2 separate regions of the Mus musculus genome follow, and region 1 is linked to region 2. The links are chromatin loops, found by intact Hi-C in ENCODE. Cell type or tissue: left cerebral cortex. All regions are shown on one strand. Links, peaks and the distances in the headings refer to the core of each region. The heading gives the core; the rest is flanking DNA. Region 1 overlaps Helq (helicase, POLQ-like). Region 2 holds the start of Sec31a (Sec31 homolog A (S. cerevisiae)).

What was found. Hi-C counts contacts between places; a loop is a spot of excess contacts. Peaks named below come from ENCODE experiments on the same cell type or tissue, not always from the same donor. Only the 100,000 strongest peaks of a DNase experiment are listed, where the experiment ranks them.
Region 1: it touches region 2 in a loop (4-fold over the local background); 4 of 42 quality-filtered maps call a loop at or near these places.

What each region holds. Positions count from the first base shown.
Region 1 is chr5:100,792,517-100,795,436 of GRCm38, forward strand. Helq (helicase, POLQ-like) reads right to left here. Exons shown (of 18, transcript NM_001081107.1): 3 at 148-326. Among named protein-coding and RNA genes, the nearest start is that of Helq, 4.6 kb to the right of the region's middle. In left cerebral cortex, for the core only: a CTCF peak has its summit at 1,721 (motif pointing left); no DNase peak of the experiment used is centred there.
Region 2 is chr5:100,414,602-100,417,521 of GRCm38, forward strand. Sec31a (Sec31 homolog A (S. cerevisiae)) reads right to left here and starts at 1,633. Exons shown (of 28, transcript NM_026969.1): 1 at 1,502-1,633. In left cerebral cortex, for the core only: a CTCF peak has its summit at 1,807; a DNase peak (open chromatin) is centred at 1,745; H3K4me3 peaks cover 2,365 bases; H3K27ac peaks cover 1,145 bases.

The DNA.
Region 1 (2,920 bases), core at 202-2,701, 380 kb after region 2:
AAACTATATGCAGTTACTACTTGGAAACAGTCAAGCACTTGTACATACTGAAAAAATATCGTGACTCAGCTCAAAGTTAATACATGTGTGCTAGTCTTTAGATGTGAAAGCGTCGTATTAGAAAGTTACAGCTATTTAACCACACACCTTCTCTTGGACAATGGCCACATACGGAAGGATCATTAAGACATCTTTCTGTCGGCAGAGCAGCTCTTGCAGCATTAAGATCTCAGCCACAAGGGTTTTCCCGCCACTCGTTGGCAAGGAATATATTAAATTTTTTCTTTCTTGCACAGATCTTAGCGTTAAGCAAGTATGTTGCCAGTCTGTAGAATTCAAAGAAAAATGCGAGAGATTATTTTCCCGTCTATGCTCTCAGGACTTTTTTCTGGGAGGAAATCCAGTATCTCGACATGGCAATCTTCTCATGAGGAGAGATGTGATTCCTACAAATGGTCAATGCCCAAAGCCCAGAATGTGCACAGCCAGCAAGTCTGAGCTCAGACCTTGTCAACAGGTGGGCAGCTGGCTCACCCTTACAGTAGTTGCAGATGTCAGATTCCATCAAGGCAGATAAACAAACAAACAAACAAACAAACAAATAAATAAACAAACAAATAAAGGCAGATAAATCTTTTTTTGTTTGTTTGTTTAAAAGAGGGGTCCGGTGGCTCACGCCTGTGATCCTAGCACCTGAGTAGTGGAGACAGAGAGATCAAAGTTCAAGTTCACCCCCAACTACCTAGCTAGACTGGGTTCCATGAGGCCCTGGATCAAAATAATAATGGAAGTAATACAAAGTACACATGAATGCTAGTGAATGCTAGTATGTTTCCGCGTTGGTTGTTTAGCTTGCAGGTATGCAGACATATACATACATATATGCCATCCACCACTTGTATGTGCCTTGGTGCTCTGAGACTTGGACCCAGGACCCTGGAAGATCAGTGAGTGTTCTTTACTGTTGAACCATCTCTCTAGCCCAAGTGGTAGCATCTTATCATTAGAGAAACAAAGTAATCGATACATAAAAACAAGTAACCTACCAATAGGAAGGGGAAAAAAAAAATCCGCACACAGAAAACCCAGACCCAACTACAGAGGGAAGAAACCACTGTACGGTTTGTGAGAACATTGGCTGCCAGGTTCTTTTTGGAACATCGAGTTTCTTCTAGGATTCTCCATCGACACATAGAGGAGGGTGCACACAGTATGTGGGGGACATTTGTGACATCATTGTCTAATGAGTACAAGTTAACAAAGCTACTGCAGCTTTGTTAGTCACAGCTTATAAATGGGAATCTAAGGGGGTGAGAGGGTTCAGTGCACAGGGTCATTTGTGGCCAAGCCTTGATCCTAAGGACCCGCCCAGTAAACAGAGAGAACGAAATCCCACAAGTTGTCCTGACTCACATGTGTGCCCCACACATACAAGTATACAAAAATAAACAAATGGAGAAAAAAAAGTAAAAAACTGAGTCTAAATTTGAGCAATTTACACATACTATAGTTTAAGAAAACTCACCCCAAACTTAATTTAAAGGGCTTGGATATATTGTTTTTAAAAAGAGAGGCTAGAGTGTGTACAGACTTTTAATCCTGGTAAAAGGGAGTCAGAGGCAGGTAGACTGCTGTGAATTCCAGGCCAGCCAGGGCTACAGTGAGATCCTCCACAAAACAAGGCATTGGAATAGTTATGCCTGAGTAACAGTGAGAGTGAGATCTGACGCCCTCTTCTGGTGTGTCTGAAGACAGCTCCAGTGTACTCACATAAATTAAAAAAAAAAAAAAAAAATTAAACAGAGTTAGCTCAGTAGTAAAGTGTGTACGTGATGTGCAAGGCCTTACATTTGATCTCCAGACTATAAATAAACCAAAATATTTAAAATGTAAATATTTTCCGATTGGTATCAGCCACCAGTTATGAAACTGCAGGTGTTTGTACCGAAACTCAGCTACACAGGCGTGTGCACACGTGCACTTACCCTCACATATGCAAAGCTGTTTGCTGAAGCTTTCACTTAAGACACTGAATATAACTAACAGTTGTTATAATTATTGTGCACTTGGCAAAGAATCTAACTACACTGTTCCCCGCACCCGTTAGATAGATAAGGCACTGTGTAAGCAACAAGGCCAGGGTTAAAGAGGCTGACAAAACCTGGCAGTTGAGTTCTCTCCAAAACACAATATACTAAGCACAGTGCTAGCTACTTAAACGTTGCGTTCCATTCCTGTCCTAACCGAGCACTGTTACATGCCTGTAATCTCAGTATTTGGGACATAGATGTAGAAAGAGCATTGGTTTGGGACAAGCCTGTGCTATGAGATCCTGTTTCAAAACAGGAAGGCTAGGTATGTAGTTCAGCGGCAGAGTACCTTTCATGTCATGGGTTCAACGTCAGATACCACAAACTACCTATAGACTCCAAAAGCCAAACAAAATAGGAGAGGCCTAAAATCCTACCCTCAAGGAATCCCTCTGGCAGCAGACTGAGACTCAACAAAGCAGCCAGTGGAAGGGCAGAGGGAAGAAAGTTAGCCTGTACTTAGAGTAACAAAAGGTTCTTTGAGTATTATTGAGACAGGGTCTCATGTAGCCCAGGCTGGCCTTGAACTTGCTATGTAGCTGAGAATGACCTTGAAGTCCTGATCGTCTGACCTCCACCTCCTGAGGGCAAGGACTGTGGGGCTGCACACTACCCAGCACAAGACTGTTTGCTCACAAGCCATGTGCCTCACAATTTAGAATTTCTTGGATTTTGTGTTTATGCGGACAGTACATGTCTAGTCCCAGAGGTCTGAAGAGGGACTCAGATTCCCCTGGAGCTGGAGTTACAGATGCCGTAAGCCACCGTGTGGGTGCTGGGAACCAGATAGTCCTAAGTCCTTAGTTGCTGAGACATCTAGAATGTCTAGA
Region 2 (2,920 bases), core at 257-2,756:
TCTCCAAAAGCTCCTTAGCACTATCAGCTGTTCCAGGCTCACTTCACTCAACCAAACTTAAAAAAAAAAAAAAAAAAAAAAAAATCAACCGCGGTTGCAGAACTGCATGTTATCTTATAAATCTACAAGATAAAATGTTAGGAGAAGAAGTTAATCTACAATAAAAGAAAATACTTCCAGTGTGATGGTAGATGCCTGAAATCCCACAGCTCCGGAGGTTAGAGAAGGAGGGTCAGAATTCAAGGTCATCCTTAGCTAATCAATAAGTCTGAGACTACTCCGGGCCACAAGAGACCCTATCTCAAAGAATGAAGGAAACGGGGAAGAAGAGAGGGAGAAACAAAAAGAAATTAATTTTGCTGTATCACTTGACAAGTCTTTAATGCGGGATTTTTGAACCTCATGAAATTACACAGAAAATCCTACCCAGGTATGTGCATACAGTGTGCGCATGCTTTTCTAGGAAAAGCCCGATGCTTCCAAAGGGGGATGAAAATGCCAAAAGACTGATAGCCATTGCCTTTAACAGTTCACAAATATCTTTCTACTCTTACATGTTTCAGGGGGGGAAAAAAACCTGTTTACAAAATTTACCAGTGAAATCCAAATCTCATCGCAAATCTCACATTTCCAGACTCCACAATGTGTAACATTCACAATTAAGATAGAAATTATCCAAAAGTTCTTATTCCCTGCAAACCTTTCTTGGTTTGCTGTAACGAAGAGAAACAAGGACAGAATTACTTAAAAGGGCAGTACATTTTATCCAACTCCTGAATAATCAGGATATAGAGGATACGGTCACATGAGCGAGCTTCTAATTTTATTTATACATATAAATATATATATATATATAAGAGTTACAATTGTAGACAAAGAGCCAAGTTTCAACTTTGTATAGTTTAACAATTTGGAGGAACTATCAAAAAAACTCTTGCAACTTCCAGGAAGACCTGCAGAATTAGTTCTACGAGCTCACAGAAAAAGTTTACATGCCCACAAGTCCAGGCAGTTATTTTACAACTGCCTCACAATGTAATTTAATACAACAGCAGCAAAATCATATGCTTTTGAAGCACCGGCTGTGATTAGCGACTGCTGTCGCTAAATAATACAGTCCTAGTTAAACGACAGTAGCCTTCCTTTCAAATCTATGGTCCTTTAAATCTGGCAACAGTTCAAACACAACTTAACACAAAAATCTCAACCTAGGTGAAGTCAAAGAAATCATCCCGAGGTCTGTTTCCCTTCCATGCCCTTGGGGATCGCACCACTTTGTGCACAGGGACTGAAAGGTTAACCTCAAACTCACTCCCGAGCAGGGCAGCCTGGAAACGTCGGCAGAGGATGACCGGCACGATCACCCGCCTGCTGCGACTCCAGGCGTTGTCCCGGCGGGGCCGAAACGAGACGGGGGCGCGCCGTCAGCGGAGAACGGGCCTCGGGCCTCGGCAGCGGACACCGAACCTGGCGAGGGGCAGGAAACAAACGGCGGACACACCTGGCGGACCTCAGCGACCTGTCCTGCGTTAGCCGGCGAGCGTCGGCCTCTCCCCGGATCCGCCGCCGCCGCCCCTCCTCCGCGGCCCAGGGCCACCTCCACGCTCCGCTCCAACGTGGCAGCCGCAGCCCCGCCTGCGGGCCGGCACTTCCGGGTGCGGCAACTCGCCACGCCCACCCGGCCAGCCGGCACTTCCGGGAGCAGCGGCTCGCTCCTCCCACCCCGCGGGACAGCACTTCCGGGAGCAGCCACTCCGGTAGGCTAGTCTGGCCGGAGGTAAGGATTCAGCCGCGCGGCGTGAGGAGGCGCCTAAACTTCAGGATGCATCCGCTTGGCGGTAGATCAAGGGGAAGTCGAGCTGGGCGTCTCCGTCGGGGAAGGAGAGCGGTGACCGCGAGGACGCCACGTAGCACTCCTGTGAGGCGTCAGCAGCTGCTGGCGACAATACCCACACTAGACAAGGCGGGCGAAAACTGGCTGCAAGGACCGGTTCAGTTTGTGACTCGGCTAAGTTAATTATTGGTTTTGCGTCTTCCCTTTGAGAACTTACGTGATTTTGTCGCACACACCCAAAGGCTTATACTCTATAGAGGCTTAGCTGCGTGAGTGAGGTATATCGAATTAAGTTCATATTCTTAATATTTCAGTAGCTATCCATGGTATTCAAACCTATTAGCACTCGCCCTGGGCTACCGGAACAAAATAAGCGTGTGTGTGTGTGTTGCTCTCAGATTGGAGCATTGAGATTTTCGTTTAGGGATATAGATAGATAGATAGGTAGGTAGGTAGGTAGGTAGGTAGGTAGGTAGGTAGGTAGGTAGATAGATAGATAGATAGATAGATAGATAGATAGATAGAGATAAAGATATAAACCAGTAACTGGAAATGTAGAAGCTGGTCTGTAGAGCAAAAGAATGAAATGGGTGCTGAATTGGGCCCATGCATATGATGCCACCACACTCAAGAAGTAGAGGCAGAAAGATCAGGAGTTCGAGGCTAGTCTAAATCCAGGTCACCTTAGGCTGCAAGAGAGCCTTTCTTGAAAAGCAAAAGAAAATACACCACCACCAAAGGCTGGAGAGACGGCTTAACAGTTGAGAGCACTTGCTGCTCTTACAGAGGGCTTGGGTTTATTTCACAGAACCCATACGGCAGTGCACAAGTATTTGTGACTCCAGTTTTAAAGGACCCTACACCATCTTCTGACCTCCAGCAATATCTGCATGCAATAAAGCACATACATAAATACAGGCACTCAACACATAAAAAGTGAATAAACCATAAACAACAAAAGAAATTAGGTGCTGAAATTCTCTATCCCAACTTAAGCTAGGTCTAGTACATTTCTGTACATTTTAACAAGATGGGGTTGGTTTGGGACCCTTTGGTCCCAGACACTTAAACTATCTCCCTTAGAGC